Linked DNA regions of Homo sapiens: region 2 is linked to region 1. Evidence: chromatin contacts called from ENCODE Hi-C or POLR2A ChIA-PET data. All regions are on one chromosome and are shown on one strand. Each heading gives the region's core, a stretch centred on a gene start or an enhancer-like site at or near the end of the contact. The rest is flanking DNA. Distances are from core to core; before and after follow the strand shown. Region 1 has its middle 310 kb from the start of SIPA1L2. Region 2 overlaps NTPCR (nucleoside-triphosphatase, cancer-related).

Evidence for each region. Hi-C counts contacts between places; a loop is a spot of excess contacts on that map. ChIA-PET counts read pairs that join two places held with the same protein, here RNA polymerase II (POLR2A). Pooled maps may share reads with other maps.
Region 2: a map of gastrocnemius medialis shows a loop between it and region 1 (6-fold over the local background). The contact joins two enhancer-like sites. A Hi-C loop is called at or near these places in 1 of 168 maps with a recorded cell type or tissue (gastrocnemius medialis) and 1 of 50 pooled maps. POLR2A ChIA-PET finds 5 or more read pairs at or near these places in 1 of 52 experiments (H1).

The regions. Positions count from the first base shown.
Region 1 is chr1:232,317,243-232,322,425 of GRCh38, forward strand. No RefSeq gene overlaps it. Among named protein-coding and RNA genes, the nearest start is that of SIPA1L2, 310 kb to the right of the region's middle. Within about 2 kb of position 2,074, at least 4 of the 41 ENCODE cell types and tissues checked have a DNase peak (open chromatin) inside an H3K27ac peak, as active enhancers do.
Region 2 is chr1:232,967,095-232,971,625 of GRCh38, forward strand. It overlaps NTPCR (nucleoside-triphosphatase, cancer-related), which reads left to right. Exons shown (of 5, transcript NM_032324.3): 4 at 2,815-3,024. Among named protein-coding and RNA genes, the nearest start is that of NTPCR, 19 kb to the left of the region's middle. Within about 2 kb of position 2,126, at least 4 of the 41 ENCODE cell types and tissues checked have a DNase peak (open chromatin) inside an H3K27ac peak, as active enhancers do.

The DNA.
Region 1 (5,183 bases), core at 824-3,323:
CCATCCAGGATCAATCAGTGAGAAATAAAGAGGGAAGCAAATATGATAAATGTTTTGCATGATTCATTAGTCACAAAGCACATCTGCCCAGATCAGAACCATTTCACAGTCTGCTATATCTAGCTACTGAGTCCTGGACAATGACTACTGGGTTAGAAACAATAGTGACTTTCTTAAGAATAAGAAAGTCTAGTCATCTAATCAGCAACAACAGTAGTGTGATGGTTAATTTTATGTGTCAACTTGGCTAGCCCTAGTTGGTACCTGGTCAATCATTATCTGGTGGTATCTGGTCAATCATTATCTATGTGTTACTGTGAAGGTATTTTTTAGATGTGATTAACACTAAATCAGTAGACTTTGAGTAAAGCAGTTACCCTCCATAATGTGGATGGACCTAATCCAATCAGTTGAAGGTCTTAATGGAAAAAAGACTCACTTCCCCCCAGGAATTTTGCCAGCCTTTGGACTGGAACTGCAACATCAACTCTTCCCTAGGTCTCCGGCCTTCAGATCTACCCTGAAGATTTTGGACTTGCCGGCCTCCACAATCTCTGTCAATCATTCTCTCTTTCTCTCTTTCTATGAGTGTGTGTGTGTTTATGTGTATTTAAAAATCAAAATAATATAGAAATATGCACACATACATCCTATTGATTCTGCTTCTCTGATGAACTCTGTGATTGCTATAGGTAGGTAGCTAGGACCTACTTCCCAATTATTAACCTTCAATTGGCCAGGCTTTTTCTACCCTAGCTGGCTCATTGCTGGTAGCAAGGTTTAGCCAGACAACCAAAGAGTAGATGGAGAAACCACATTCTAACACCATTTTCCTGATTAACAGAGATTAACAGGTTCTTTACTTTCACATCAATAGAGATGCCTAGGTAAATGAAGATCTCCAAGGAGTCACTTAAGATAACTCTTGTTATAAGTAAGACCACTCTGGAACACCCCACAAGCATCCATTTTAAAGATTTTCAGCAGAACGGATGACCTCAAATCAGACAGAAACATTGAGGCAAATAAGGACCGACAAAGGCCTCTAGATTGATATAAACTAAGTCATTGGAGGATGTATCAGTTAGTTTTTGCTGTGTAACAAACCACCCCAAAATGTAGGAACTTAAGTTTTTTATTATTATTCCCAAGTCTATGGGTTCACTGGGCAGTTTTGCAGTCAGCCATTGGGTTGGCTGGGTGCTCTTGGTCTGAGATTGGTTACCAAATGTCTAGTAGTTGATGCTGGCTGCCCATTGCTCTCCAGGGTGCCTGGGCCACAAGTCTCTCACCATCCAAACACCAAGGGCTTTGTAAAGGTTTTGCTTTCTTTCAGCCAAAGTATTCAATGTTTGCATGCAAGGGAAAAAATATCACCTAAATCCCAAGCACACACATTGTTTTATGCCAGCTGATCTGATGGAGAGGGAGCAAAGGTCTCTTCTGTTTCCTTAGGCCATGGATTTAAAATAAATCAGGCAATACAGAATGCTCCTTTGTACTTGGTAAATTATTTATAATGGCAATTGACTAGAAAATATAGCCACAGACTTGGAAATAATAATTTTAAAAAGAGTTTATGTGACTCTATTAGGGAAATGGTGTGCTAATCCAGGTTTTGTTATCATTTCAGCCTGATGGCAGATTGTCCATGAAATCTTTCTAGATTCATGGAGGGAGAAGCTTTGAGGAAATGAATTCAGGAATCTAACGCAAAGAAAAGAAAGCGGCATAAACTTTCCCCCACCCCAGACCTGACATGAAACCCTAGGCGATCCCTCCTTCTCAAATGTTCATACCATGTGCCCTGAGTTATTTACCTAACAATGGTCATTCTTCTAATAACAGATCCTGGGATTCCTGAAACCATGCTTTCTCTCAGTGCTGTTGTCTCTGGGCACATACGCTGTTGAGATGGCGACATCACACACCCTTGAAATAGCAGTTGCACAAAGCAAACGTTTGCCCCAAGCATGTCAGACTTTTGACAGGCTGCAACATGATAAGTTACCAGACGTGTTCCCACAGGAGCCTGCGTGAATTGATTGCAACCAGACTCACCCGATGACAAGTGACAGACAGCGGATAATGCAGGGAGGTCAGGTGGGCTGCCAGGCCCAGGGCCAATTGCTCCCTGGAGCCCATCAACAAGGGACAGGACTCGGCAGGACCAGGCCGGCAGCCATCCTGGTTGGCTTCCAGCGGGTACAAGGAGAAATTGCAGCTGGCAGAAGCGCAGACTCCTGGTGCCACTCCAACACAGTGAGGGTAGAGGAAGGTGAGAGGAGGGTGTTACTCTTTAAAAGAACTCAGATTGCATATGAAATGCATCTCTTTCTTCTTGCTTTTGATCCCAAAATGAAAAGAGCTTAATCTCCTATCTGAAAAGAAGCTTTTCCTATGCTCTGCTGACACGAACAAACCATCAATCATTGCCTGGATTTCCTGAACCTCTCAGTACAGAGGCTTCCAGGCCAAGAAGGGTTGAGAAAGGCCTCCTTCCAGCTGAGGACAGTGAAGTGTGGTAGGAAGCAGGAGTCTCCCAGAAAGGGCATACCCTGTCTGATCCCTCCCTCTGACAACCTGCTCCACAAAATGATGTGGGGAGAGAGGGGTCATGGCTCAGACTCTGGGAAAACAGTGGCTTAGAAATTGATAAGTATTCAGACTGGACTTGGTTCCGAAACTGATTAAGCCAAACATCCTTTTCCCAGCTCTTCTGACTTCTCACTGCTGTTTCAAAGACCGCTCTTGGCACAGCAATGGGCAATTTCTCTCTTGTAAAACAGACCATAAAAAATGAAAGCACCAGATTTAAGGGGCACACAAACATGCACACACACACACACAAACACACACACATGCACACATATAAATACACACACATGCACGCATAAATACATACACATGCATGCATACAAATACACACAAAACCACAGCTAAAATCCTTTGTAATCCCAACCCAGCTATTTAAGTCATTCAGAACCTGGCTTGGAAAAGAGAGAGAGAGAGAGAGAGAGAGAGAGAGAGAGAGAGAGATGATAAAGTAGAAAGGTCTGAATAGGTTGAGTTACTCAGCATTCTGAATTTCAAAGCAACCTCTTACTTCCCAGGCTCCTGTCAATGTGCTGACACCGTGTATAATTTCAGACCTAAAACAGAGCTCTGTTCTTCTTTATCAGACTTTGGCCCTAAAGGCAATTTTGTCACCTCCCAGTACCATAATAAATTTAATGGGTTGTTGAATTACCTTCATGTGCCTGGGGCTTTGGCAGCATAGCTGTCTATAGCTGTCTTTTTATAACTTTTTATAAGGATAAAGTGCTGACTCTTTGTCCTTAGACAAACTTCAGATTCCATTGTGATTGACTGGTGGAATCAATGAGACATGAGATCAGGGAGTGGTTCTTGGGGTTCTTTTCCCTCTGAGAAAGCCATCTGACAGAAATAATCTTTGAGCCCCTAAAAGGTCAAGTTCCTATCGGACTCCTAATCTGGTCGACCCCTTGGGCTTGGCAGCAGAGTATGTAAGCAATGGCTGTGGCCAAGGTCTGAGCAGAATTGTGTTCCAGGTGGACAGTTCCTCCTTCCCCACCATGGTCTTCTGTCTCCACTTTCCAGTTGGGATGGGAGTAGCTTTAGCTTCTAGATCTGGAAGTTCATGTCGCCACCTTCTCTGGGCCACACCCTACCTGCTGGCTGCCACACCCATGTGCATGTGCCCCCTCCTCCAGCCCCAGAACCCCAACCCTCACCTGTACCCCAAAACCCCATGCTCGTGGAGACCTCAGTTTTAGATGAGTGGGGCTGGCTTAATCAAGCTGTTGGAAAAATCCAAAGAGAAGGACTAGTGAAGTCTTTCTCAGCCAAAGGTTGATTTTGAAGGAATCAATACAATCATCAATATTTTCACAAGGCCACTTTATCCTCCTTTTGGGGATTCCTCCAGAATGATTGTTGTTATTCATCTGTGTAAAAAGCTTTTTTTATTCACAAGTTCTTTGCATTCAACATACACTAAATTCTTTTATTATTCAGAAGGGTCAGGAGATGGAGTCAAATATGCTGCTTTAATGGCTCTCAAACTCTGATGTCTATAAGAATCACCTGGGGAGCTTGACTCTAATTGAGATTGCTGTGCCGTGACCTTAAAAGTTCTTATTCAGAAGGTCTGAAATTGGAATCGAGAATCTGCTGTTTTATAAGCTTGCCAGGAGATTCTGAGGTTGGTGGTCTAAGTAGCATGGCTTTTGTTAATAGTTTACCATTTGCAGCTAGTCTATTTTGACAGAATTATAATGCTTTCAAAATGGTCAAGGAAACCTAATAGAAGTACAGCTGACACATGAATAACACAGGTTTGAATGGCACGGGTCCACTTCTACGTGGGTTTTCTTCTGCCTCTGCTGCCCTTGAAACAGCAAGACAGACCCCTCCTCTTCCACCTCCTCCTCCTCAGCCTACTCAACATGGAGACAATGAGGACAAAGACCTTTATGATGATCCACTTCCACTTAATGAATAGGAAATACATTTTCTCTTCTTTATGATTTTCTTAATAGCATTTTCCTTTTTTGCATCATATAATATATACAACATACAAAATAGGAATAGGAAATACATTTTCCTTCTTTATGATTTTCTTAACCGGATTTTCCTTTTTCACAGTATATAATATATACAACATACAAAATATGTGTTAATTGACTCTTGACTATGTTATCAGTAAGGCTTCCAGTCAACAGAAGGTTATTAGTAGTTAAGTTTTTGGGGAGTAAAAAGTTATATGTAAATTTTTGACTGTGTGAGAAGTTGGCGCCTCTAAGCCCCGCATTGCTCAAGGTTCAACTATATAATTTTAAATGGCTTCGAGTCTGACGATCTGAGAATTCTGTTCTATATGCTTCTTCTGAAAGCTTTAGGATTTCTGCAGTGTGAAGTACCAAGTGATGGTCTCCTGTGGACCTTCGTGTGCCACAGCACCACCACATACGTGATGTTCATATGGAAGACCCTGTGAGCAGCTGGTTGGTGGGAGGCCCTAGTGGCTGGCTCGACACAACCCGGGTCATTGTGCCAATAGCAGAACTCATACCTCATCTTGCATGGCCACTCAGCCACACCTGTCCCAGAGACTCCACCCTTCACCTGCACTTGTCCTTGCAGACAGTCCTTGAGTCACA
Region 2 (4,531 bases), core at 876-3,375, 650 kb after region 1:
GTTCTAAGTCTGTGTCTCTATCAATTTAGAACAATGTAAAGGGGGTGAATGTTTGTTTACTTACTTATTTCTTTGTTTCCCTCTAAAGTTGCTTGAATTTATATAGAAATAAAACCATGTTACACGTTATAGTGGTTCTTTTTTTAAGACCTTGAGTGTATGATCTTGTACTATTTAGAAAAGCAGGCTGAGTGTCTACATGCTTCAGAGTGGCTCAGCAGCTGACATCTTTCTCTCAACTGAATATGAATAACTTGCATTTTTAATTAAAAATCACAGATTTATTTTTGAGATTCCTGAAGTTCTTGGATTATAAAATTCCCCAATTCTGGACAGATTGAGGATTTTATGTAAGCTAAGGTTTTAAAATGAGGATTTCCAATTGGTAGAAAGTAATGTATACATGTGTGTCCAAATTCTTTTGTGCTGAAACTTAAATAAATGTTGATGAGCTTTCACTGGTGAATGTTCTAGAGGATTGCAGGAAGGCTGGTTGTTGAAGAGCCACACACTTTCTACCTGTACGTGTGTATTTACACATGGCCACGTGCATTTTACTACCCTCATGTATATAGTCAAATAAATACATGTGCATGTGTACACACATTCTTTCATATCACTTCTTGTCTGATTTGGCACCTTCCAAAACTCATTTTGAGGTGCCAGAATAAGTTTTATTTTGGCTTTTAGATGACAGCCTCCAGAGGAATGGCATCCACAATTACTCTTCGTCTCTGGGGGCAGCAAAATGTCCACAGCACTTGGGAACAGTCGGGTCAGTTGGAGTGGCATGCCCCCAGGAAGACAGAAACCTTCTTGTACAGTTGTCTGTTTTTATTATCATAGACAGGTGGTTGATAGCTGTTTTATTTCTCCCAAATATGGCTTTCGTTTTGGAGGAAAAACTTGGAATAAGTAGTGACTTACTTCATAGATGCTCTGCCCTTCTCCCCGACCCCACCAGTGGAGGGTGACATTGCTCCTTCAGCTCCCCACTTCTCAGCTCTGGGACATCGGTGAGTTCCCCAGGAAGGATGCGGACGAGGACAACCATGTACCTGCCCTAAGTGGGGAGACCAGGCGTGTGTACAGATAAACTTAATAGAGAGGCAAAAATGAAGCATGTCAGAAACACAGAAGTGCGGAGATTGTTCAGACCTCTCTTGGGTGATTACAGTGGACTCCTTATTGATCTTTTAGCTAATAAAATGAATGGAAAAATATTTCATAAGTGTACAATATGCAGTAGGAAAATAGAGTACTGTTTACTTAAAAGTCTGAAAAACACTGCTGTACTGCTTCCGTGCAATCACAACTGGGGTTTAGACACCCACTATCTTATCTTGTCTATTCCAAAAGGAGTCTAACATTTGTTTCTGACTCCACAGCCAGCAGTCTTTCTAGCACAACTTGTGATCCTCCCTGGATTAGACTCTTTCGGCTGTGGGAGAAGATTCCCACCTCTGTGTGTGCCTTCGAAGGCCTTTAGGATCTGGGCCCGCAGCCCCGTCTGTCACTGGCTGCCCCTGGTTGCCACTGATCCCTACCACCAGCCACACTGTACCATATGCTGCTTTGGCTTTTGGAATTTGAACAAAATCTAGCTTAACTCAGACATGCCCTCTAGGACTATATTGCTGTCATCATTTAAGGAATCAGAACTGTAGTGAAGAATACTTTGTAAATCAGCTTTACATACAGTTTTCAAAATAATCATGTATACAAACATATATAAGGTGTATTTGTCATTCACCATTCATTGAAGTGTTTATTACATGTTCTGTTTTGTCCCTCCCAGGGAAGAATCAACCAAAGTCCTGTCAGCCTTCCCCAGGAAGGCTTTCTATAGAGGACATGTGTGTTAGTTATATGTTGCTATGGAACAAGTTATCTCAAAATTTAGCAGCTTAAAACAACAAACACATTATTGTACACAGTATCTGAGGATCAGGAATCCAGGTACAGCTTAGCTGGGGTTCTGAGGTTGCAGTCAAGCTGTTGGCTGGGGCTGTGGTCATCTGAGGCTTGCCTGGGAGGGCCCTGCCTCTAAGCTTGCTCATGTGGTTGCTGGCAGGTTCATTTCCTCTTGGCTGTTGGCATGAGGCCTCAGTGCCTCACCACGTGGACCTCACCGTCAGCTGCCTGAGTATCCTCACAGCATAGCACTTCTCTTCCCCCAGAGTGAGTGATTCGAGAGAGGGGATCCAAGACAGAGATCAAGCTTTATATTTATATACAACCAGAAAATAAGTGGCACCCAAATACCTCAGGCTTAAAAAAAGTGAGACAGCAAGCATGGGAGCCTTTGTTGATAATAATGGCCTCTTTTTTCCATTTTGAGCCATATGAGATTCCCTACGTGCTGGGGGGGAGATAACTGCTCTAGGTAGATGTTTGTGTATTTCATGATCTGGTCCATAAGCGTTGTTGGAAAAAAGTGAAAATTAAAAGGAAACAAGTCTTGGCTAAAGGGGAAAAAAAAGTAAGTACAATTGCATCCTTTAGATCTCAGATTCTCTTTCTCATGACTTTATTCCAATTTATGTCCGTTACTTCCTTGAACATCCCACTGGTGACAGGCATAGCTGCCAGCTTCCAAGAGTCCTAATGATTCCCAGCTCCTGGGACTCACCCTTGTGCAGTCCCCTCCCACACAGTACCAGCGGTGGTCTGTGGGATGCTGTCACTTTTTGAAATCCAGTAAAAAGGTTTCTGTCTTTTTTACCTCATTGGTGAGTGATTGGGGAGTGGGACCCATGGGCCCTTTGATTAATGTGACTCTGATGTCCCAGTGAAAGTCTTTGTCATTCTCAGGCCGACTGCAGCAGTGGCCCAGGGCAAAGAGTGTGCGTCATCGATGAGATTGGGAAGATGGAGCTCTTCAGTCAGCTTTTCATTCAAGCTGTTCGTCAGACGCTGTCTACCCCAGGGACTATAATCCTTGGCACAATCCCAGTTCCTAAAGGAAAGCCACTGGCTCTTGTAGAAGAAATCAGAAACAGAAAGGATGTGAAGGTGTTTAATGTGAGTACAGCCAGTCCTCCATAATCAGTGGAAATGGAGCAGATGATCTAAAATAGCAGATGGCTCTAAAATATCTCTTTGGTTTTGAGTTAACATTTTTTCCCTTCCATGCTGAAATGTAGGTGAGTCTAATTTTCTAGAAATGTATAGAACTTAAATTATACCTCTACTTGATGAAAAAACAAACTCGCTTATGGGGGGGCCTCCTGACGGTCCCAGTTGTTCTGGCTGCTTTTTTCTTCCATCTCCTCACCAGACACTAGGACCTCTCTGGCATCAGAATTGCCTGAGCTAAGGTGCTTGTTCTAAGCTTATCTCTTCTCAGATTGAAAGGCGCCAGGTTGGGATACAGAGGCAAATATTTTTTGTTTTGTTTTAAAGATTTCCCTTTTAAAGCTGACCCACTTGTGCTTGTGGGGAGAAGAGGCTGTGGATGTGTTGGGAGACACAGCTTCCAGGTGCTGAAGAGCAGCACCGTCCAGTTGAACTTCCCAGTAGTGAGGGAAATGTGCTCTCTGCATTGCTCAGAACAGTAGCGACTAGCCACATCTCGCTATTTATGTTTAATAAATTTAATCATATTTAAATTGAATTATTTATTTAATCACATAAATAATCAAATTTAAATTGAATTAAACATTTGGATTCTCAGTCACACTGGCCACATCTGAGGTGCTCTGTGGTCTCGTGTGGCTGCTACATTCACTAGTGCATCTGTAGGATGTGCCACTCAGTGTGAGGCTTGCAGAATGGCAGCATGGGCATCACCTGGGAGTGGGCCTTGCCCTGGTCCAAGGAGTCAAACTCTGGGGGATGGCCCCATGATCTGTTCTGGCAAGTTCTCATGTGGTTTTTAGGTCCCCCGCACTTTGAGAAGCACTGCTGTAGACCACATGTGAGAGATGAGGGGCTAGGGCTTGTTGACCAGTGGCAGCGTCTGAGCCAGTCGGAAGGGACTCATGGCATTGCTGGCACTTTGTCTAAATTCTTGCCTTTCTTTCCCTGTTGTCCCTCTGTTTTCCTCTCAGTCAGATATTGCTTCTCCCCAACCCCTACCCTTAGTTTCTTTGAGTCAGTGGTAGCTGTGCTCTTGGCTGAGCTCTGCTCACACACCTCACTCCCCACCCCCAGTTTAAAAGCTCCCTGGCCCTGCAAGTGCCAAGTGAACAAGTCAGGCAGGCAGGGCCACTCCTATCAGGGGGAGTGGAGAGTGAGTACCCGTGAGCACCTTCCTCATGATCATTTTAATCACTGAGTGAAATGTCACCTTGGCCCACTGGCAGTATCCACATGTTGCCACCAAAGAATCCTGGAGTATCCACATGTTGCCACCAAGAATCCTGGAGTGTGGTGGTAAACAGCCATTAGGGTTAGACCAGCCAGACTTGGAAAAATGTATGCGCTTCTTTATTGATTTATTTATTCCTTCATTTGGTCAATAGTGATTGAGCACCTACTGTATGCTAGGTGTCATTCTAAGTCTTGGGATACTGTGGTGAACGAGACT